3 separate regions of the Mus musculus genome follow, and all the other regions are linked to region 3. The links are chromatin loops, found by intact Hi-C in ENCODE. Cell type or tissue: heart. All regions are shown on one strand.

Region 1 (8,000 bases), 77 kb after region 3:
TTAGGGTGTTCTGAAGTCTCTGGCCTCTACAGGGATCCTTACTCACATGCATACACCCACCACCACAGACCCACCCCACCCACCCCACCCCACCCACCACCACCACAGACCCACCCCACCCCACCCCACCCCACCCACCACCATCACAGACCCACCCCACCCCACCCCACCCCACCCCACCCACCACCATCACAGACCCACCCCACCCCACCCCACCCCACCCCACCCACCACCATCACAGACCCACCCCACCCCACCCCACCCCATCCCACCCACCACCACCACAGACCCACCCCACCCACCTTCACTGACCCACCCTCACTCCCCCTCCACCATCACCCCCACCCTACCTACCATCACACACACACACACACACACACACACACACACACACATACCCAGCCACACCCATCTACCTACACCCACTCAATTGAAGAATAAAAAGAACAACACTTGAGAGACAGAGGTGGGAGAATCTCAGTAAGCTTGGGGTCAACCTGGTATACATTTTGAGCTCCAGGATATCCAGGGGTACACAGAGAGACCTTGACTCAAAAACAGATAAATAATAAGTACATATAAATCAGTCAATTAACCAAACAATCCTTCAACATAGTTTTATAAATAGCATCCACACAACATTCTTCCCCGCCCCCCACCCCCAGACAGGGTTTCTCTGTGTAGCCCTGGCTGTCCTGGAACTCACTTTGTAGACCAGGCTGGCCTCGAACTCAGAAATCTGCCTGCCTCTGCCTCCCAAGTGCTGGGATTAAAGGCGTGAGCCACCACCGCCCAACACAACATTCTGACAAAGATAAGAGTATCTTAAATACAATCAAGTCTTTAGATTTAACTGCTAATTTCCAGGAAATTTGCGCTTTGAAGCAAATGTGAATGATATCATGAGGATATAGTTAAGTCCAGAACGTAGACAAATTCTTTAGAATATTCTCTCCCTCCCTCTTTCCTTCCCTCTCTCCCTCCCTCCCTCCCTCCATCCCTCTCTGCCTGCCTGTCTTTCTGAGACAGGTTCCCACATTAGCTCAGGCTGTCCTTGAACTTGAAGCAATCCTCCTGCCTCAGCCTCCTGAGTGCTGGGACTGAGTATGAGCTATGGCTCCCGGCATTGTGATCTCATTTCTTCAGCAAGTAAATGTCAAACAAACAATGGAAAAGACAAAAAGACAAACTAAGCAGGCAGAAGTGTCAGGGAACTTTCTGTACAAGAAAAGAAGAAGAAGGTGAAGCTTTTATTAATCAAGTGTCAAGTGAGTCATGTTCAGATCCCAATTTAGATAAATGAACTGTCAAAGATATTTTGGAAATTATTGAGATAGGTGACCATGGATCAAATATTAAAGCTATTAAAATTTTAGACAAACTGTATAAAGATGTTGTAACAAAGCCAGAGAGTGGTGGCACAGGTCTTTAATCCCAGCACTTGGGAGTCAGAGGCAGTGAGGTCTCTAAGTTCAAGGCCAGCCTGTTCTACAGAATGAGTTCTAGGACAGCCAGGGCTACATAGACAAAACAAACAAACAAACAAACAAACAAGAAAAAAAGAAAAGACAAAGAAAGAATGGTAAATAGAAAACAGATAAATAAATTAGATGTTCTGAGATGCCTGGGAGCCTATAATACTAAAACGCCTGGGCTGCAAGAGAACTCCTTTCATGTAAATGAACAAAAAAGATTGCAAATAGATAAAGTCAGATGACAGGCACAGAGATTACTATTCTATAATAATTCTCCTGTTTCTGTTTGAAGTTTCCCATAAAAATACTATGGGAGGGTTCGAATCTCTTTCTAGTCTTATATATGAAACAACCAGGAGGCAGGGAACAGTGCGTGTGCGTGTGTGTGTGTGTGTGTGTGTGTGTGTGTGTGTCCTGGTGTTGGAACTCAGATTTTCCATATGATGAGCAAATGTATTACTATAGCTCCAGGCTGTGGGAAAAAACTCTTATGGTGACAGACCAAAGTTAGAGATACACATATTTTAAGTGTTAGGTGGAGGAGGAGGGGCCCTGTTTGGAAAGGAAGATAGAAAGAAAACTGCTTTTTTTTGAGGGGCTTTGAAAAGGCAAGGAGGGATAGTTTCAAGAAGGAAGTGTCAGCTATGTCAAATGTCGTAGATTACAGGAAGAAAAGGATTAAATGTTTTCACCAGATAGAGCAACCAGGGTCAATATGATCAGGTTTCAGTAGCCAAGGTTGGCCTGGAACTCAATCCTCCTGCCTCAGCCTCCCAAGTGGTAAGATTACAGTCATGTGTTACCACCCAGCTAATCCACAATTCTGTATATGTATGCACATGTGTTTGGAAGCTTGTACTTACGGATGCTTGATGCTAAACATCCCCACTGGGAGACCAGGCTGGCCTTGAACTCACAGATGTCTACCTGCCTCTGCCTCTCTATTGCTGGGTCTGAAGGTATGAGGCACCATGCCTGGCAGCTCTCCATTTTAAAAGAAAATATGTATTTTTAGTATGTGGGTGTATGATGTGTGTATGTAGGCATGAACATTGCAATGCAGAGATATGGAGATCAGAGGAGAACTTTGTGGAATCAGGAACTTTACCTGAGTTCCTGGGACTGAACTCAGATGGGCAGGTTTTCAAGGCAAGACCTTTTACCCACTGAGTCATCTTGGTAACCCTTCACTTTATTTTTTGAAACAAAGTCTCTTAAGACTGGAATTTGAGCCGGGCGTGGTGGCACACGCCTTTAATCCCAGCACTTGGGAGGCAGAGGCAGGTGGATTTCTGAGTTCGAGGCCAGCCTGGTCTACAAAGTGAAAGACTGGAATTTGCCCTATCTAGCTGCTGTGAGTCCCTGTCCTCCTAGCTCTACCTCCCCAGTGTGCGGATTATAGGTGCACACCATGTGGGTGCTGGGGATTCGAACTGACCTCCTTCCACAGCACTTTAGCAGCTGAGTCATCCCCTAGCCCCAGCATGTTTTCTTAAATGACTGTAGTCATGGGCATTGGCTTTTTTTTTTTTTTTTTTGGTATGTTTGCTTGATTTTGAGATTGAGTTTTATATAACCCCAGATTGGCTCAAATTCCTTATACCAGGATAACCTTCACTTTGAACTGTTGATTCTCCTGCATCCACAACAAACAACAAAATACTGGGAGAGGTACATAGGACACCACACTAGGAACACACACACTTTGTGTCTGTATGAATGTGTTTGTATGTATATATATATTTGGTTCTTTTTTGAGACAGGGTCTCTCTATGGAGCCATGGCTGTCCTGAAACTTGCCTTGTAGATCAGGCTGGCTTCCAACTTACAGAGATCCTCCTGTCTCTGCTTCCTGAGTACTAGAACTAAAATTGTGCATCACCATACTCCGCTAAAAGAGGTGGGTTTTTTTGTTTGTTTTTTTGTTTTGTTTTTTTTTTTTTTTGTTTTGTTTTGAGACAGGGTTTCTCTGTATAGCCCAGGCTGTCCTGGAACTCACTTTGTAGACCAGGCTGGCCTCGAACTCAGAAATCCACCTGCCTCTGCCTCCTGAGTGCTGGGATTAAAGGCGTTCGCCACCATACCTAGCTGAGTTTTCTGGCTTTTTTTTTTGTTGTTGTTGTTTTGTTTTTTTTTTCTTTTTGTTTTTTTTTTTTAATTTTTTTTTCATTTTTTCTCTCTTCTTTTTTTCTTTTTTCTTCTTTGAGTTTTCTGTTTTTTAAAAAGATTTTAATTAACGTGTGTGTGTGTGTGTGTGTGTTGGTTTTGAGTTGTCTTACACGGGTGCTGGAAAACTGTCCTCTGCAAGACCAAGCAGAACTTGCTCTTAATTTCTGAACCCCCTCTTGCGCTCTTGCTCTCTCTCTGTCAATATCTAGAGAGGTTGTTAAAGTATAGCTCAAGCTGGCCTCTATCTAACTCAGGCTCATGATTTCCTGCCTCAGCCTCTTGTGTTGGGTGGGATTACAGAATACAGGTGTGACCCATCACTACCAGGTCACTTGTTAGATCCTCAATAACAATTACAGTCTGTTCTAGCTAAAGTCCTAGACTAGATCGGGGGTGACTGAAGATGGTGTGTGTGTATGTGTTTTAAAAAACTGTTTCTAAACCCACGCTAAGATTTACCTCTTTCCTACATAGACTACTTTACTTTGTTGCTTTTAGACTGGGTTTCACTGTGTAACCCTGACTAACCCAGAATGTACTAGGTAGACCAGGCTGGCCTAGAACTCGGATCTACCTGCCTCTGCTTCCTGATTACTGGCCAACTTGCTTCTTTTATACTGAAAAAGATCTTTTACTCTAAGTCTACAAAGCCCTTTGAAGTTCTTTTTCTTCCATCACAAATATGGCTTATATGAAAGTCTTTAACTGCCGTTCCCAAACTAACCATCAGTACCGCACAAACGCAGGTACATAGTGATTATGCTGCGAAGTTTATCCCTGAGTCCCACGAGGAGTCCAACTAAGGTGTGTGTAGGAATGAGATGTTCTCCACTTTGGAGCAAAGTTTCAGTTTGGCAGTATTAGTGGGAGGCTGCTGTTCTGGAGGTGGGAAGAGGGAAGGACTGCGCGGAGCTCTTCTCCCCAGGATTTCCGGGACTGACTAGCACGCACCTGACGCCCGCGTAGCGAAGGCGAGCTGAGGGTGGGACTGGACCAAGCCTAGCACTCCGGGCCACTCGGGCCACTCGGGCCACTCCGCCCAGCTTTAAGTATTCGCGCACTCCCGAGAGGACGCCCGCGCGCCCGCGCCCGCGCGCGCATACTGTCCTGTCTCGCGCAGGGTCGGGCCTGTCAGGCAAGAACTCTCGCGAGATCTGAGGCTGAGATGTCTGTCGGGAGGAGGGGAGTGGTGTCGGGAAGGGGGGGGGGAGAGAACCTGGGCAGCGGCCGAGCTCTGTGGCTTCAGGGCTTGGAAGGAGAGAGGGAGGGTGGCGAAGAGAGTGAGCCGGTGCCGCCGCCCGCTTGAGGAGAGAGGAGGGGTCCCACTCGCCTTGCGCCCTTCGCGGGCTGAGAGCGCGGAGCAGTCGCGAACCTCCCAGGCCTCTCGGCCCCCGGGGACCCCGCCCCGCGGCCCGACGGCCCGCGGCCTCTCTTCTCTTTGTGAGCGCCCCCTTCCCAGGGGTGGTAGTGGTGGCGGAGGGGTGCGCGTGGGCCCGCCCGCCAAGGGGCCGCGGCGGGGGACCGACAGGGCCTCGGCTGGGAGGACCGGAGGCGGCCGAGGCCCCGGTCCGGTTCCCCCGAGGCGGCGGCGGCGGCGACTCCCGGCACTTCCCCCGCGCCATCTTAACTGAGCCGGAGCGTTAAGGGCGCCTCCTCGACCCCGGTCGTCCCCTCGTCCCCCCCTCCCTCCCCCCGGCCCCTTGTCGTAGAGCCTGGGCTGGGTGGCTGGGGGGGGGGCGGCGGTCTGTCGCCGGGCCCCCTCCTCCTCACTCCTCGCTCTCCAGCGCTGCGGCCACCGGAGCGCTCCAGGGGTCTGCGCCCGTCTGCTCTGCCCCAGACCTGCCGGCGAAGGGGTAAGGGCACCTCTGCTTTGGGAAAGGAAGACATGGAGGGGGCGGGGAGATTGTGCCCACTCAGGCCTCTCCGGGTGAAAGAAGAGATCGGGGATAGAGTGGGGGAGGGAGACAGGGAGGGTCTGTGAATCTGTGGGTGGGGTGAAGAAACTGGTGAGCTGGGCGCCCTCCTGTTTTGAGGGGCCAGAGCAATTGCATTCCTTTTTCCTAAGGGTCACCGGAAGAGGTGGTGGAAGGGGATGTTTCTAAGAAGGTGTGGCTCTAGTTAGGGAGATTTGAGTTGACGTGCACCCCGATTTAAAGGCGCGAGGTCCCTTTCTGGTCTCTGCTCCCGCTCCTCCTCCTTTGTAGCGTCTGTATTCTTGGGAATGGAGAATGCTCTGGACAGCCAACTGGATGATTTCCACTCCTCCCCAAGGAAGTCTGTACCTTTCTAATGTAAGGGGTGATGGAAGCATCCCCCCCCCCCATCTTCTAGTCTACTGCAGTGCTGCAGGAGTACAAGTCAGTTTCTTCGTACACATACCCATGCATACACAGAAGTGGGGGTGGGGGGCTGGAGCAATGGCGCTTCCCTTGGAGAGCTTAGTTTTTTTTTCCCTTTGCTTTTTAAATCGATGACAGTACTGTTCGGATATTCCCCTGAGATATGTCCATGGGAAGTATGTCCGCTCTTGTTACTGTTGGGATATGGCCTCGTGTTAGAACAGTTTTGATGTCTCTCTTACTCTGTTTTGAGAGAGGGGAGAATTCCTGGATGAACTGTTAAAGGGTCCCCTTTGGCTTTTGTAGTTCTTTGAGAATTATTAGAAATTATTACATTGAAACTCATATAATCAGACGTTTGCCTCGGGCTGTGACTTTTTAAGGTTAATAATATTTTGCATGACATTGATACAGAAAGTCTCTGAAAATTGTTACAAACTTTCATGTAGCAGATATTCCTTCTTAAGGAAATGTAAGGTGATGCACCCAATTCTGTTATGATCTGTGTTCTGTACTCATTTTTTTCTTTTTTGCTTCATGTCATCCTAATTTTAAAAGAAACCATCTTGTCTTGGCAGTAGTACTTGTTGATTTTTGTGGTTAGTAGAAGCAGAAATAACAGTTTTAGCATTCTGGTAAGTGCCTTTTGAAACAAAAACTTAGCCTTCAAGTCCTGAAGAAGTCTTGATATATACTTTTTACTTTTTCTCTCATCTTTAGCAGACTCTTGAAGTATAATCCTCCCGGATTTATAGGTAGGGACTCTGTATTCATACTGCCTTGAACTTAGCAGTTCTGCCTCTCACCCTCTTTTGTGCTGGAATTACAGGTGAAGTCTCCACACCTGGGTCCATTTTTTTTTAAATTGTTTAGATTTACTAGTGAAGTGTTTTAAAACTGTTCTATATGTGAATATTAGCAGTAATAAAGATTGCTAAACTATGCTAATTATCTTGATATTTTATTAACATCAAATTTTGTGTCTAGCTTTACTTAATATGTTATTTTAAAATTATGAATACAAGTATTAAAGATATAGCAGTACTGCTAGGCATTGACTTAAGTTCTTTCTTTCTCATGTAGCCCAGGCTAGTGTAACTGTTGGTTGCTGAGGATGACTGTAAACTCCTGATAACTCTGTCTCCAACCTCCCAAGTGCTAGAATTACAGGTGTGTGCCTTCATATTCCAGTTTAAACTTTTTTTTTTTTTTTTGAAACAGCATCTCACTATACTGTGTATTCAGTGCTGAGTGAGTTCTCTGGCTGGCCTGCAACTTGGTATGTAGGCCAGGTTGGCCTCAAATTCACAAGAAATCTGCCTGTCTCTGCTGTGTGCTGGGATTAAATGTGTGGGCCACTATGCCTGTCCTAAATTCTTTTTTTTTTTTTTAATTCCATAGTATTTAGGAAAGCTGCATTATGTTTTTCTCAAAACATGGACATTTCTGCTTTATTCTTTTGAATAAATTCATTTGAATCTGTCTCTCTTTTGGGGGGGGATGGTGTTGGGGAAACAAGATCTTATGTAGTCCAGATTGTCTTCAAATACTGCATAGCTGAGGTTATCCCTGAACTGACTCTCCTGTCTCACCTCTGCGGCAGTGAGGCAGGTTCTTCTATGCAGTCTTAGCTGGCCTTGAACTTGTGGCAGTTCTGCCTCAGCCTTCTGAGTGCTGAGCTACTGTGCCCAGTTTCATTTGAACCTTTACTTCATGACATAAAGTGTATGTTGCAGAATATGTAGCTTTCTCCTCATTCAGGAAAAATTATGCTGTAATACCTATTTCTCTGCTTTATAGTTTGTTGTTGATAATAGATTCATATACTAGGATGAATCCAAACATACTGCTTAGTAAAGAGTGACTGATTTTATCTTGGAAAGATGCAAGAATGGATTTATCAATAGCTACAAAATTTAAGGACATACACAGGGTGTAGGTTAATTGCTTTACTGAGTCATATTATAACCAAGGCATCTTTATAGCTGATAGGAGCTCTTCCCTAAATATGGCAAAA
Region 2 (8,000 bases), 170 kb after region 3:
CTTAGGAGGCAAAGGCTGAGGGTCTGGAGTTCAGGGACACACACCCTCAGCTGTGCAGCCAGAGTTGTATGAGACCTTGACTCAGAAAGAACAAACACAGGAATAAGTGTTGTGTACTCACCTAGAAATATGTAAAACATCTGTCAGATTGAAGGATTTAAAAAAACCAAAGACTGTACATCTCTCATTCCTGCCACCTCCTGGCTCAGAGCCTGAAGGTAAATATTCTGGACAGATAATCGGCCGCAATTGCTTCCAGAGCCCTGTTTGTTGACCTATCTAGCTATGGACTAAGTGGTAAATGCCAGGTGCAGGCCTCTGCTGACCACCGGTTGCTAGGACACCTGCGACTGAGATGAACTGATGGGGCCCTAACGGAGGCCCTGGGGCTAATATGGCTTTGAAACCCACTTTCCTGGCTCTATGTCAATTATAGGGTTTGAACAGCTTTGGAAACCTCGTGAGAACTTTGCCCCAACCTACCCACAAAGCTCTGTTCCCATACCAGGCAGAGCTGTAGACTTCTGTTCCCGTTACCCACCTGCTGAGAGAGATTTTCTGGTGCAGCAAGAACCCACGTTCATAGGGCCAAGGCAAGCCAGCCTCGAACCACTCGCGACAGCGTAGCACTGGCGAGATGCAGGCGGCGCCAGTCACATAGCTGGAGGAGCCACACTCCCCCAAGTAGGACAGCAGCAGCGCGGACCCTGAACCCTCGCTCACCGCGAACAGGGGGGCCGCCGGGTGTCGGAAGCGAATGTAAGTCACCGCCTCCTTGAGGTCGGACGGGTCCCCGAAAGGCTGTAGTCTGGGGCTGACTAGCGGGCAACCGTGGTGGCCGCGGCGATGGAAGATGACCGGGTAGTAGCCGCGCTCCAGGGCGAGCAGGCAGAGCCCCAGTACATTGCGAGTGAGGCGTCCCCATGCATTGGGGATTACCAACAGCACTGGAGGGAGGCTCCCAGGGTTGGTGACCCGGCGGCCCCTGGCACAAGGTCCTATGACCCAATCCAGAGCCACCAGCCCATCATCTGCCAGCTGCAGGTACTCACGGGCTAGCTCAGGCCCGGGCCCGACTGGCAGGATGAAGTGGCAGAAGGTTTGCAGGTGGGGTCCCGACAGCCAGGAGCGGGGGCTGGGTTCCAGCGCCGCCGAGCGTCGCAGAGCGCGCAGCAGGCACTGGGCCAGCGCCGACGGCTTGCAAATGAGGCTGCAGCCTCCGGGGAGCGCTTCGCGCCGGTCGCTGAACTGATCCGCGGGGCCTCCGCTCGCCACCTCCTGCTCCTCGTGGTCCCGGACTGAGGTTCGCGCTCCGACAGCGCGCTTCCAGGGTCGCAGGAGGAGCAAGGCGAGCGCCGCCAGTAGCAGCGCTAGAGCGGCCGCCCACGGAGGCATGGCCTGGCAGGACAGTCCCCGGAGGGAGGCACTGGGCTGCGGGGAGCGGAGCTGTCCTCTCGTCGGGCTCCTCGTTCTGTCCGCGCGGCTCCGCCCGGCCGCCCGTGGCTGTCAAGAGTCCTCCCAAGCAGGAGGGCGCGCGCGCTCCGGATTGGTCGTGGTCAGGAGGAGACAGCCAGTTCGGGTCGAGCTCCCCTCGCCCGCCCCCCCACTCCCGCCCCCAGCCCTTTGTACAGCGATTGCGACAAGCTGGAGCAGAGGGTGAAAGAGAGCCGGGCCACAAAGCGGGAGCGAGGACCTGAGGGCCAACCAGAGAGAGCGGAACAAGGAGTGCTAGGAAAGGATTGGGGAGGGGGTGAGGCTGGAGGCCTGGGTGAACGGGAGGTGCCTGCTTCTACCCTTGCCCTCAATGAAGTCTGGCTCCAGGGGAGACCCTGGGTCACTGCACCCTCAGGATCCGCTATTGAGGAGTAGCAAAAAAGCAAGAAGGGAGCAAAGCGCTGATCCCTCGCTGGCTTCACTTTCCCCACTCGCTGCTGCCTTTGCAGCTAGAGACGTGTTATCTCTCTCTCCTTCGCCTGGCCCTGCCGCCCAGCCAGGACCAGCAACTGGGCGATAACTCAGTAGGGCTGGGACTCTGCACCTGGCCAGAGGCAGACTGAAGCATCTGACCCTGACCACGAGTTTGAGGGAGGTGGCTGTCGTTTCTCTGGAGGGCATCCGGGCACTAGCCGGTAGACACTTGTGGCCTTCCCAGCCCACCCCCAAGGACGCTTTCCAAGAGTTAGGCGTCTCCACTACTTATCAAGAAGGACTGTAGGAAAGGAAAGAGGCTCGAGTCTGGCCGAATATGTTGAGGGAGAGGATTAAGGGATGCTTAGCCCCGCGGTGGGGCTTTGGTAGAGAGAAGTGTGGTTCTTTAGGTCAGATCAACATCTGGTCATTTCTGCAGGGGTGGGTGAAATAAGTCCGGGCACATGGGAGAGGCCTGAAATAACTATTTTTTGATGTATTTCAAACCTAAAAAGATTTGTTTAGGGGTGTGTGTATGTGTGTGTGTCTAGGTCAGAGGACAATCTGTGGGAATCAGGTCCCTCCTTCAATCACTTAGGTCCACAGATTAAACTCTGGTCGTCAGGCTGGCGGCCAGCACCGTTTCCCACTGAGCCATCTCGCAGGCCTGTTTCAAACTTTTGATTGGGCGTCAATCCTTAGCTGGATTTCCTTTGCAGCGCTCCCTTGCAAGGGAGGCCGAGCTGAGCACTGTAGCTCCTCGGACCAGTGTTTCCTTGGGCAAAGGAGAGCGGGAATCAAGAAAGCTCTGGCTTCTTAAGGCTTCTGGGCCTAAGACCCTCCCAAAACAGCTCGGGGCTCAGTTCTTATTATTAGCGAGAGCAGGACTGGAGCAACGTGAAGGTGAAGCGCTAGAGCCGGGACCTTCTCTCTGGGACAGCTAGGATTTCATAATTCCGTGTTGAGCGGGTTTGCCAAAAGAGCACACAAGTCTCCACCTGGGTCACCCGGTCCTTAAGGATCTCACTTCCTGCCCTTTGCGGGGTTCCAAGATTCTACTCAGGCGATACAGTTGCGCTCTGATGGTCGCACAAACGCTCCGGGACGCATCTCGGCCGAGGGAGGTGGTTCCATGGGCTTGGAGACCAGGAGATCCTTGGCGACTAACTTTTCCGGCTTTGGGTTCAGGACGCGTGCGCCGGCCTGGAGGCGGGCAGGGGCGGGCCTGGCGGTAGGCGGGGCGGGGCGGGGGCGGGCCTGGCGGTAGGCGAGGCGGGGCGGGGCGGGGGCGGGCCTGGCGGTAGGGGGGGCGGGGCACGAGGCCGGGCGAGGAGGGAGCAAGGCAGTGCGCGAGCCGCGGTCTACGTGGGCGCGCGAGCGGCGCGGGGTCGCGGGCGCGCGCGAGCGAGTGGCGCTGCAGCTAGTTGGTTGGCGGGACTGCTGGCCCAGCTGAAATGGTTCATCCTCCTCCACCTCCGCCCCGGTTGCTTCTGGTAGCCCTGGTGGGGCTCCTGAGCCTTCGCGAGGTAAGGCGACCGGCTCCGGGTAAGGTCTTGGCCGGGGGAATCTCAAAGCGCTTTGCTTCAACTTTGTCCTGGAAAGAGTGGCGCGCGCGAGGGGATTCGGAGGCCCCTCCATCCGTCCGCGCCTCTACTCCTAGAACCGAAAGGGCGGGGCCCTCGCAGAGGCCAACGCCCAGCTCTTCGCCTTGGACCCACAGGTGGTGGCTGAGCCGGCGGAGGAGGCAGGAACCCCTTGTCCTGAAGGCCTGTGGCCTGTGCCTCCACAGGTAGGAACCCTGTAGGGCCGAGGACGAGAAGGGTTTGAACGGCCTCGCTGCACCCTCGGTGGTCGCCCGATTGGGACATCTGTGGTTTCTCCTGCCCTCAGTCTCCAGCGTCTTCATCTCAGCCCAGGGCTTGGGGCTGGTTGTCCCCTTCTTCACACCCAACACGAAGTCCCCAGCTGCTCTCTTCTTTTCTCATGTGTAGGTGTTACCAAGAGTGACTTACACACAGGTGAGCCAAGGACAGGTAAGTACAACCAGTAGCCCATCTTGGGAGCCTTCCCTGGAGGCAGACTGTGCCTCGCAGGTTACCTCTATCTATCTTGGCTCTCAGTCCATTCCTTACCACTTTGTGTAGAAAGAGGTGAGGCTTCCACTTGCCAGTCCCAGGGCAGATGGGTAGTGTGGGGTCAGGGGTTCTGTTGAGTAGCTAGATGCATGGCAAGTAACTCCAAGTTACTCTGAAGGTAGCAAAAACAACCTATATCCCAATGCTGGTGTGATTTGGATTCTCTTGTCTTTCTTGGCTCTGATTTTCTTCTGCAAGAGATGGCATTCTGTCCCTTCAGCTTTGAGAAGTGAGTGAATAGTGCTTGGATTGCAAAACACTATATCATGTTAGCAATGTGTGCTTTAATGTGTTGTAAACAGTTCAATTTTTAATGAATGCTCTTTTTAAAAATTGTTTATATTTATTTTATGGGTATGAATTTTGCCTGTGGGGTATTTTTTGTTGTTGTTGTTTTTAACTTTGGTTAGTTTTGGTTTTTTGATTTTTTTTTTTAAGATAGCACTTCTTCATGTAGCATTGACTGTCTTGGAACTCACTCTACATACACTACAGTAGACCTGGCTGGCCTTGAACTCACAGACATCCACTTGCCTTTGCCTCCAGAGTACTGGGATTAAAACCCTGTGCCACTGCCTGAGGCCTGTGTGTTTGTATATTCAGAAGAGATGGATCTGGAGATATAGGTTGTGAGCTGTCATTTGAGTACTGGGAACTGAGCCTCTGGAAGAGGAGCAAAAGCTCTTAACCACTGAGCTGTGTCTCCAGCCCTCCACCTCTCTCTGACACAGGGTCTCATGTAGCCCAAACTGGTTTCAACCTTCTTCTATAGCCAAGAATGGTCTTATTTATTTTATTTTATTTTTACTGTGTTCCTTTTTTTTTTTTTAAGATTTATTTATCATTATATGTAAGTACACTGTAGTGTATGTAAGACACTCCAGAAGAGGGTGTCAGATCTCATTACCACCATGTGGTTGCTGGGATTGAGCTCTTAACCGCTGAGCCATCTCTCCAGCCCCCTCCAAGAATGGCCTTAAAGCTCTGATCTTCCTGCCCGTTGAAGGGCTAGGATTACAGCAGGTACACCACCGGACGTGGCTGTCTCTTTGTTGCATGTAATCCTTCTGTTTAAGTTATTTCATTGTTCAGAATCCATCTGACTTTATGACTTATTTATTTTTAGTTATGTTTACAATCCACCTGTTATGGCTGATTTCCCCTGTCTGACTTAAGACTTGCATTATCTTCATCTGATTTCTTGATTCGTTTTTCTCCAGCATCACAGGCCCTCACCACACATGTGAATCCAGGCTCATTTCCTCTGAGATACCTACCTTCTTTTCTCTGGTTTCTTTTCTTTTCTTTTCTTTTCTTTTCTTTTTAAAGATTTACTTATTTATTATATGTAAGTACACTGTAGTTGTCTTCAGACACACCAGAAGAGGGTGTCAGATCTCATTACGGATGGTTGTGAGCCACCATGTGGTTGCTGGGATTTGAACTCGGGACCTTTGGAAGAGCAGTCAGTGCTCTTAACCGCTGAGCCATCTCACCAGCCCTCTGGTTTATTTTCTACTCCCAGCCTATCAGGATCTGAAACCCACAGCTTCACACCCTGGCCCAGCAGAAGTCACAGCATCCCTTTCCCTCATACTTTGTCTGCCTTTATCCCATCCTCTTACCGTTAACTGAGCTGTCTGGACATGGTGGCGTAGACTTTTATACTCTGAGCTACTCGGGAGGCTGAGGCAGGAGGCATAAATATGAACTCAAGGCCAGCCTGGACAATGTTGTGAGACTGACTAAAACTTAAGGGGGGAAAAGTGAAACGACAGTTGAGGATCGAGCTTGCTGGTAGAGTGTTTGTGTGGGTTCAGATCCCTAGAACTTCCACCTCCACTCCCCAGATCTCCCCAGCCCATCTCTCTTTCTCTCTTCTCTCTCTCTCACTCACTCACACACACACACACACACACACACACACACACACACACACACACCCCGGTTTGAGTTGTATCAGTTTTTTACTTCCCTGAATTTCTCTCCCCCTACTCCATGGCCGTTAGAGGTGGGCTCACCTAGCCTAAGCTAGCCTGGTATTTACTGTGTACCCTGGTCTGGCCTTGAACTTTCAATCTTTTGTTCCAAATGGCTGGGATCCCAGGTGTACATGATCACACCTAGCTTTCCTTGAGTCTCTTATACATTTCCTCAAGGCCTGGGAGTTCTCTTTTGGTGTCTTTTATAGCACCCAGCACAGGTCAACTCAGAATAATGTCCGACGAAATGCTCCTACCCTGGGATCGTGCAGTCAAGTGTGTCTGGACACTCCTGGGAGAGCGCGAGGATTAGATGGAGAAGTAGAAGACTTGGTCTTTATCTGAGGGCCAGGGCTGGGACTTGTAGAGCCATTGATGCATACACAGTCCGAGATACAGCGGAAGCCTCCTCATTCTCACTGGGCTGGAGATACAGCTCAGTGGTTAAGAGCTTCCGCTGCTCTTCCAGCGTCTGTTCCCAGTACTCACGTGACAGCTCACAACCTATACCTCCAGATGCAGGGGTCTGAGGGCCAGGGACACGGGTCAGTGCGATCCCCAGCACCGTGTGTGGGGGCTAGGGAGCATGTCTGGAGTCTAATGGGGTTACAGCCATGTGGTCTTGCCCAGAGGTGCATCTTTGGGGGGGGGGGGTGTGCACTTGATGGAGAAGAGAAGTGAATTAGAAAGGATTACATCTCAGTACTCAAGACCCTTTGCCTTTTCCTGGAAGTGGATGGGCACTTTCTGGTAACCTCCTTATCCTGGCACCTAGGATAGGAAACGCTGTGATTCTCTGGGAGGGTGCTGGGCCTGGCTTGATATCTCTGCCTTTCCTCCAGGCTGAGGGTATCGCCTTCTTCTACCACCCCTGTGCCCACCCCTGGCTGAAGCTCCAGCTTGCACTCTTGGCCCACCTGTATGTGGCTAAGCCCACGCTCATTCCTGACTTCAGTCTCACGTGGGACCGGGTAAGTGGTTAGTGAAAGATGTGCTAAAAGAAAAAGAAATTAAAAATGTCAAAACAAAACAAACCCAAAACAAACAACAAAAAACCTGGGCTTGGTGGCTACCATCTTTAATCAAGTACTCTAGAGGCAAAAGCAGGCAGATTTCTGAGCTTGAGGCCATCCTGGTCTACATATTGAATTCTAGAACAGTGAGAACCTGTCTCTTCCTCTTCCCCCCACCCCCAAACTAGGGTGTTGTGCTACGGAAGAGCGAGGCACTATGGGCAGAGGAAGGAAAACTCAGGGTCTTCTTCCATCTTAGCTCTACGTCACCTTCTTTCATAGCCCTTGGTGCTGACAGCATGGGGGACTGCACTGGAGCTGGCATGGATAGAGCCAGCCTGGGTTGCCCACTGGCTGAAGAGGCAGCGGCGGCGGAAGCAGAGAAAGAGTGTGTGGTTTCTCTCTGACAATCTTTTTGGGCCCACTCCCACGATGCCAGCCTCCAGAAGAGGGAAGCTGTGTGGGAGACGGTGTGTACAGGTGAGGGGTGCTGGGACCAGGCTTGCTGGCAAGAATATTGGGTTAATAGAGAGTAGGGGCTGAGTCCTTTTCTATTCTCCTTAGGCCCCGACTCTGGCCTTTGCTCTACGGAGCTGGCGACCTCCTGGTGCACAGGTGACATCTAGAGGATCCGGGCGGTCCTCGATCAGTGTTGTGAAGAGAAGGGGTCTCCGGGCTGCCCTTGGTCTCCAATCCACGCCCCCAGGCCTGAGGGTTTCCTTGGCCTCTTCACAGAGCCTGAAGGCCCAGCAGTTGACTTTGGGAACCTCATCTGTGGCCCCGGTCTCCTTAACGACTGGGGGACCTGGAGGCAATGGTAGGTCCAGGACAGAGGCTCAGATGCCCAGTGGGCAAGGCAACCATGGAGGTTGTGCCTGTCCGGGTCAGGTTTCCCCAGCTCCTCGGGCCGCAGGGCCTCCCCGGGTAGCCCGAGGGCCCACTCCACGTACTGAAGAGGCGGC
Region 3 (8,000 bases):
ACTGCTCTTCCAAAAGTCCTGAGTTCAAATCCCAGAAAACACATGGTGGCTCACAACCATCTGTAATGAGATCTGACTCCCTCTTTTGGAGTTGTCAGAAGACAACTACAGTGTTCTTACATAGAATAAATAAATAAATCTTTTTTAAAAAGTGATTTACTGGTTAAATCACAGCTTTCTACTCACTAATAAAATAGCAATTAGTTTTATCAATTGTTTTATGACCTCAAAAGACCTTTGGGAAACCCTCAATTCTAACAATAATCAAACAACAAATACTTTTCTTCTGTATGAACTTCCAGAAAAGAACACAGTTGCACAAAAACCAACTATAGACAATATTTTTTGTTTGTTTGACATAGGATTTCTGTGTACCCCTAGCCACCCTGGAACTCACTGAGTTTTGCCTGCCTCTGCCTCCCAATACTGGAATTAAAGATGTGTGCAGCCACTGCCCTGCATCAGAAACAAACATACTGCCATGTATCAAGTTCAATTCTCAACCCTTAGTAGTTAGGAAAAAATTAATTCCATATTCCCAGCATTACATTACCATTTTTCTAAAAACTGACAAAAATAGTATGTGGTTTTGTTTTCTATAACATTTTCTTTTAAAAAATGCAAAATGTTAAGCCAAGTCTAGATATGTATCCCTGAAATTTTGTCTCAAACAAAAACAAAAATTAGGGGCAGGGAGACCCAAATCAATAGATTTGCCTGGACCAAAGGCAACCAAGGAAAGAACTACTTTACCATCTACTATAAGTTAAGCAATACCTGTATCTTCTGGCTCATTAATCATAATTATATATATATATATGTGTATATATATATATATATATATATATATATATACATACATATATATATATTAAAAGGTGGGCAAGCCGGGTGTGGTGGCACATGCCTTTAATCCCAGCACTTAGGTGAGGCAGAAGCAGGTGGATTTCTGAGTTCGAGGCCAGCCTGGTCTACAGAGTGAGTTCCAGGACAGCCAGGGCTATACAGAAGCCCTGTCTCTGAAAATTAAGAAAACAAACAAACAAACAAACAAAAATTCACTTAACTACATATTTGTCTCCCTATGGCCTTGACATGCACTAAGTATGATAAGTACCTTTTAAAGCTTAGATATTTAAGAAAAATGTGAAGATGGTAGTTATTACAGAAAGCAATTAAAGAATCCCTGTGTCTTTATTATTTAGGGTGCCATGAGAACTCCACTTCAAATGGACTCAGCAAAACTTGAGTCCCAAATAAATCTAGCTTTTAGATTTGACACTGCAATTACTCAACATGTTTTGTCTCCTGTGCCCTCTTCTGGATCCAGAAAACCAGTTTCTCATAGCTTTGGAAGTAATGGTTCATAAAAACTTGTTAAGTATTTCCCTAGCATTTTCTAGATTTTTTAGCACAGTACCCAACGACCAAACCACATACGGGAAAGCCGCTGAGCCCAACTGTTAATAACCTCTAAATTTCCTAAACCCAGTTCCCTCCTCATTCTTCATCCCAGGTTAAGACACATTGTGAGGAGGGCCACCTTCAATGAATGGTTCAGGGTCTGCCTTTCTATGCAGTGAGGAGCCCTGTGGGGAATACATAAACCTCATAAAAGACAAATTCTGAATCTGTGAACAATACCACTGGGCAACCTTGATACTTTCTCACCTCATGAAAAGCAAAACTAATACAGTTACATAATTCCTAAGTTTCTAGGCTGCTGTAAATCCTTACAATTAAACACTTCTGCTCTATCATCAGTCCCTACTACCCTACAAAAGAAAATCTGATATCCACTCAGCTCTGCCTTCAAAGTTATATTGTCTACAGTAAGTTTTTCACCAGTAACTTACTTGTATTACTTGAAAGACTAAGTTTAACACTTCTTTCTTCATTCCCTTTTCAGTTAAAAACAAAACAAAACAAAACAAAACGTGTGAATATATAAACTTTGATGCTTATTTTAAGTAGCTCAAGGCTCCACATTTAATGTTAAATAATACTCAGTTAGGGGATGGAAGTCGGTTTTAAAATGCACCAAAACGCCTCTTAACCACCAAAAAGGTCTTGTCCAAGGTAAAGGGCTGGTGACAACCACATGGACAAGTCACTTCCAGTTCATAGTTAAAGAAACAGGAAAGCCAAAACTGCCCGTGTTGTCCCACCCATTAGAGCATCGGATTAATCCCTCCCACAAAGTCACTACCCAGCTCAGAAGTTTAGGTGTTCGGTGGAAAACGAATGGAACAAAGTTTGAGAGGTTGTTCCCCAACCCCCCCCCATTTTTTTTTTTTTTTTTTGGGTAGGAAATGCGCTGCTATAAAGAAAAAAGGCCTAAGTGAAAAAGCCTCCGAGGCGGAGTCGTGAGCGAACCTGGCAGGAGATGAGATTCCTGTGGCAGAGAAACTCGTGACCCGGGAGCTTGGTTCCCGCTGGGTACCCCACCCGGCCTCAGGCACCGCCTCTCCCCAAAACGAATCCCCCTCGCCCCTCGCAGGCCAGCGGAACGCTACGGCCACGGCCGCCGCCCGGGCCTCCTTCCCCCTTCAAGCTCCTCTTCAAGGCCCGCTCCCCGCCCGCGCCTCCCGCCGCACCCGGGAGCGGGAAACGCGGCCGTCGGGCGCGCGGGGCCACGGTGCAGGCCGCTCCCCTCGTGGCCGCTTCCCTCCCCCACCCCAACCGCCCCCGCCCCTCACCCCAGGGACCCGCCCGGGGCCGCGCGGCCGCCACCGGGTTACACAACCCCGGCGCGGCGCGGCGCGGAGGGGGAGGGGCGGCGGGCGGCGGCCGCCCGCAGTGCGGGGGGGACCCGGAAAAGGGCCGCAGAGGGTCCCGGGGCAGCCGGGCCGGCGTGCCGTGTGGCCTTCGGCACCCTTCCCCCTCCGCTCCTCCGCCGGCCGGAGTCGGTGACAGGAATCAGCTTCCAACATGGCGGACAGGAAGCGGCCCCGCGAGGAGGAGAGAACATTCCAGCCTCGCCGGCTCCGAGGCGAGCGGGCCAGGGGCGCCGGCCTGCGGAGAAGCCCTCGCGGACAGACAACGGGGTCCGGACGCGCAAGACGGGCGTTTAGGGGTGGAAATGACCCGAGGGACGATAGGGTCCCCCACACACCCAGACGGCAAACCCCAAGGCCACAGGTGGGCTCGGGGCGGCGGGTGAGCGAGGACGCTTCCTCAACTTAGCCCTCAGCCCCGCTCGTCGCCGCCTGCAAGCGGCTCTCGCGACACCACCCGCATCAGGATGGATTCACTAGGCCTGAATTACATACACCTCGGGGGAATTTTTTATTTTATTTTTTTAGGGCGGCTGAGTTTCACCCCCTTCTTAGGGGCCCCCACATTCAGGCAACTCCAGGGCCCGCACTAGAGGGGAAAAAGAAGATGAAGGCTGGACTTCCAAGGCCGAGGGCACAGCTCTGCCTCCGGCCGGCCGGGGCGGGGACCGAGGAAGGTCACGCCGGCCTGGCTGGGCCTCTCCCATGCTAAAGGGAAGGAGAGGGCGCTGCAATCCCCACCTCGCGGCCCGGCCCGCGCCCGGGAAGAATGGAAGGGGGCATCCCCGGCCCGGCGGGACGCACACCCGGACCGGGTCCGCGCTTTTCCCATCTAGCCCCACCCCCATCGCTTCCCCCCCCTCCAATCCAGTCCCCCTTCCCCCACCGCCCTCCCTCTCAGACCTGTTTTCTTCTTCGGCGTTTCCTGGTGCTGCTGGAGGGTGTGTTTCTGCTCATGTTTCAGCGGCTTGGGCTGGGCCTTGGGGCTGCCCTCGGCTCCATGCTGCAGGTATTGGTGAGGCTGCTGGTGATGGTGGTGGTGGTGGTGGTTGTGGCTGTGGTTGTAGAAATAATAATGGTGGTGGTGGTGCGACTGCTGCTGCTGCTGCTGCTGGGGATGATGGTGCGGATGGTGGTGGCTGTGATGGTGCTGAGGCTGTGGCTGGCCGGGCTTCTCCTCCATTGAAAGCGGCTGGGACTCCCTGGCTGAGGCTGCGGGCTGCTGCACCGTCAGGATCTGAGACTGCTTCTCCGCGCTCGCTCGGTATATCTGAGCGCGTCTCGCCAGCGCACTGGTTAAGCGAGAGGATCTGCGAGATTGGCAGCCGTGCTCCAGCAATGAGGAGCCACGCTGCGCGTCAAGCCCCGCCCCTAGCTCAAATCCTCTTCCCTTCCCCTTCGCCACCGCCGCCTGGCCAACGCCACTTACCCTATGCAACCTCACAGGGCCGGGCCTTCAACGTCAGCATTATGGCTCTCTCTTCTATCGCTTTCTCTCCTTCACCACGCAGTTAGCGAACAGCACTTTCTACACTCCTCACACCGAGCAAGCTGATGTCGAGTGTAGCAGATTCCACTGACGATTCTACTGGCGCTAGGAGCCATCTGTTGGTTTTGCACCTCCTAGAATGTGTTGGGTTGTGAGTGTGTGTGTGTGTGTGTGTGTGTGTGTGTGTTTAATTCTTTTCCGGGTAGCCAGAGAGGAAAGCTCAATTTCCTTAACCCTTAAACCACGAAGGGGGCAATTCAAAAAAGAGGAAATAAATACATTTTTAAGAATACAAGAGCTTCACAACTCGATAGATCGTTTTCGTATTCTGGATTCATTTTGCTTTGTATTCATATGCTAATCTCTTCCTTTCCACGGAGGGATTATAGGGTTCCACAATAGGGTATCTGTGTAATTTTCTAAAAGGGGACAAAGGGCTTAAATCATTGTTTCTTTGTAGTTGAAAGCAAGAGAGAGGGAGGAATGAAAAAAATCTACACTGAAGTTTTTTGGGTGTTTTTGTTGTTTTTTTAATCAAACACTGCAGGTGAGGTCAACTATGGAACCAAAATAGATTTTAGACTAAGACTTTCAAAAGTGAAATAAAGGAGAAAGGAACCCTTTAAAAGTTCTTAAGGTTTGGGTTTTTAAAACATTTTTGTATTAAATTTAAGGAAAACATTGAAATGTAAAGGTGTATTTGCAATTTATGCTGTTAATTTAACCTGTTATGATAGGAAGAAGGTTGTGATAAGCACAGACACGGGGTACCCTCGAAATATATATTTGGGGGACTTGGCTAGGAGTTTTGTTTGTTTTGGACTGGTTTGTTTTTGAAACAGACTATGTAAACCTGATTGGCTTGGAACTACCTAAGTAGAAGTGTCTGGCCAACTAAGAGATTCCCCCTGTTTCTGCCTCATGAATGCTGGGATTAAAGTCCTACACACACCAGCATACCCCAGCCAATGTGCTATTGCTATTACATGAATAATTGCTTTAAAATTCATTAAATTAGATATACATTTGTCTATGTATTATAAGGGATTTTTTTTTTTTTTGGTACAGCCCTGGCTGTCCTGGAACTCACTCCTGTAGACCAGGCTGGCCTCTGCCTTCCAAGTGCTGGGATTAAAGGCATGCCCCACCATCACTGCCCTCCCCCCAAGGGAAAATTTAAATGTAAAGTTTACCATCTTACTTTGTATTTGTTTTGTTGTTTTGTCTTTGTTTGTTTGTTTGTTTGTTTGTTTTTGATCTTCCTCTGTATCTCTGACTGGCCTGTTATTCACTATGTAGCCCAGGCTAGCTTCAAATTGTTTCAGTCCCCCTCACAAATACTGTCATTGCAGGCACTAGAACCTATATCTCTTGAAACCCCATACCTTTTCAATGATAAAGCCCTTAAGGCTGGAGGAATAGGTCAGCTGTTAAAAGCAGCGTTTTCTGCTCTTGCAAAGGACCAGAGTTCAATGCTGAGCACTCACACAGCAGCAGCATGATCATCCATAGCTCTAGTTCTGGGGGCCCAACTTCCCTTCTGAAGTCCAAGGGCACCAGACACACACGTGGTACACATAATTAGGTGTATTTTGTATGTGTGATTTTTTTTTTTATCCCCATGTGTATATGTTCACCATGTGTATGCCTGGTGCCTGCTAAAGTCAGAAGAGCTTTGTCAGGTCCCTTACATGTGGCATTAAGAATGGTTGTGATCCCAGTACTCGGGAGGCAGAGGCAGGCTGATTTCTGAGTTGGAGGCCAGCCTGGTCTACAGAGTGAGTTCCAGGACAGCCAGGGCTACACAGAGAAACCCTGCCTCAAAAAGCAAAGACAAACAAACAAACAAAAAGAATGGTTAGGATCACTGTGTGGGGCTGGGAACTAAACTTGAGTCTTCTGCAAGAGCAACAAGAAGTCTCAGCCACTGAGTCATCTCTTCAGCCCTGTTTTAATTATTCATTTCTGTTTGCTTAGCATTTATTGTTTTGGTTTTTTGTTTTGTTTTGTTTTGTTTTGTCAGAGTCTCTTATAGCATAGACTAACATCCAACTCACTTTCAGTCAAGGATGAGCTTGAACTTTCGATCCTTCTACCTCCCACATGTTGGTATTTCAAGTGTGTGCTACCATAATGTCTTTAAGATGTATTCATATTACGTTACATGAATAAAAAGGTCTTTCCTTTTTTTATGACTAAATATTTCATGGTGAGTAAGTATGCTTTGGGAAGGTATATATACAACATTTTTTGTTATGAATTTATTTGATAATAGGTATGTATTTTATAGCTTTTACAGTGTGACTGGAAAAGTAGAGATGGCAGTTGTCGATGAGTTTGTGGCCAGCCTAGTCTATGTAGCTGAGGTAAGGCTAGCCAGGGCTGCCTAATAAGACTCATTAAATTAAACAAGTGTTCTTTGACTCTGTGTGTGTGTGTGTGTGTGTGTGTGTGTGTGTGTGCAGTGCCCTTAGAGACCAGACAAGTAGGATACCCTAGAACTAGAGTTATTGATAGCTGTGATCTACTCTTATTGAGAACTAAACTCAGATCATCTACCAGAGCAGACAGTGCTCTTAAATACTGAGCCATCAGGGCTGGAGAAATGGCTCAGTGGCTGAGAGCACTGACTGCTCTTTCAGAGGTCCTGAGTTCAATTTCCAGCAACCACGTGGTAGCTAGTATCTGTTTTTTTCTTCCCTTTTCTCTCTTCCTTTCTCTTCTTTCTGCCTTTCTTTCTTTCTTTCTTTCTTTCTTTCTTTCTTTCTTTCTTTCTTTCTTTCTTCCTTCCTTCCTTCCTTCCTTCCTTCCTTCCTTCCTTCCTTCCTTCCTTTTTGTTGGGGAGTAGAGGAGTGGTTTTTGGCTTTTTGTTTGTTGAGACAGGGTTTCTCTGTGTAGCTCTAGATATCCTGGAACTCACTATGTAGACCAGCCTGGCCTTGAGCTCAGAAATCAGCCTGCCTCTGCCTTCAAAGGAATGCGCCACTACTGTAGGGTGATATTTTTCAGTATGTAATATTTGAAGATATAATATAAATATTTTTTCTTTTTATAAAAATAGTGGGGTTGGAGAGATGGCTCAGCAGTTAAGAGGACTGACTGCTCTTCCAGAGGTCCTGAGTTCAATTCCCAGCAACCACATGGTGGCTTACAATCATCTGTGATAGGATCCAATGCCCTCTTCTGGTGTGTGTCTCAAGACAGCTGTGGTGTACTCATATAAAATAAACAAACAAACAAATAATCTTTTTAAAAAATGTGTGTCTTATGGGTGTTTTGTGTGCATGTCTGGGTACCACATGTGTGTCTGGTGCCTCAGAGACCATAGGAAATGATCAGATACTTTAGAACTGGAGTTATAGATTTTTGTGAACTACTAGGTGGATGCAGGAATAGAATCCCTGGCACTTTACAAGAAACCATTCTCTCAACCACTGATCCATCTCTCCAGGCCCAGAATATTTTTTTTTTTTCTTAATGAGAGCCATCTTAAACCTGAATCCTTCCCTATTAAAATGTTACTAACATTTTGAGATTTGACTTAGCAGTATAACCTCAGGTCCTACATGGCCTTTTATGGTCTTCATCCCAGCACTATGAAGGCTGAGACAAGATGATGAGTACAACGTTGAGGACAGCCTGGGTTACATAATGAGTTACAGGCCAGCCAAGGCTACAGAGTGAGACCCTGTCCCAAAGGATGGGGAAAAAATATGAAAGCAAAAAAACAAAAA

The links. Peaks named below come from ENCODE experiments on the same cell type or tissue, not always from the same donor. Only the 100,000 strongest peaks of a DNase experiment are listed, where the experiment ranks them.
Region 1: it touches region 3 in a loop (5-fold over the local background); 2 of 42 quality-filtered maps call a loop at or near these places.
Region 2: it touches region 3 in a loop (2.3-fold over the local background); 2 of 42 quality-filtered maps call a loop at or near these places.

What each region holds. Positions count from the first base shown.
Region 1 is chr11:77,604,705-77,612,704 of GRCm38, reverse strand. Taok1 (TAO kinase 1) reads left to right here and starts at 4,890. Exons shown (of 21, transcript NM_001364134.1): 1 at 4,890-5,497. In heart, no CTCF peak of the experiment used is centred here; DNase peaks (open chromatin) are centred at 4,774 and 5,614; H3K4me3 peaks cover 2,796 bases; H3K27ac peaks cover 2,137 bases.
Region 2 is chr11:77,508,594-77,516,593 of GRCm38, reverse strand. Trp53i13 (transformation related protein 53 inducible protein 13) reads left to right here and starts at 3,321. Exons shown (of 7, transcript NM_001024920.1): 1 at 3,321-3,434; 2 at 3,629-3,697; 3 at 3,900-3,941; 4 at 6,868-6,996; 5 at 7,321-7,518; 6 at 7,603-8,000. The coding sequence starts at 3,363. Abhd15 (abhydrolase domain containing 15) reads right to left here and starts at 1,477. Exons shown (of 2, transcript NM_026185.4): 1 at 542-1,477. The coding sequence starts at 1,395. In heart, CTCF peaks have their summits at 1,373 and 3,333; DNase peaks (open chromatin) are centred at 793, 1,553, 3,013, 3,313 and 2 weaker places; H3K4me3 peaks cover 4,863 bases; H3K27ac peaks cover 3,837 bases; H3K27me3 peaks cover 657 bases.
Region 3 is chr11:77,682,188-77,690,187 of GRCm38, reverse strand. Nufip2 (nuclear fragile X mental retardation protein interacting protein 2) reads right to left here and starts at 4,049. Exons shown (of 4, transcript NM_001024205.2): 1 at 3,681-4,049. The coding sequence starts at 3,960. In heart, a CTCF peak has its summit at 4,202; DNase peaks (open chromatin) are centred at 2,467, 2,687, 2,797 and 4,117; H3K4me3 peaks cover 3,515 bases; H3K27ac peaks cover 2,825 bases.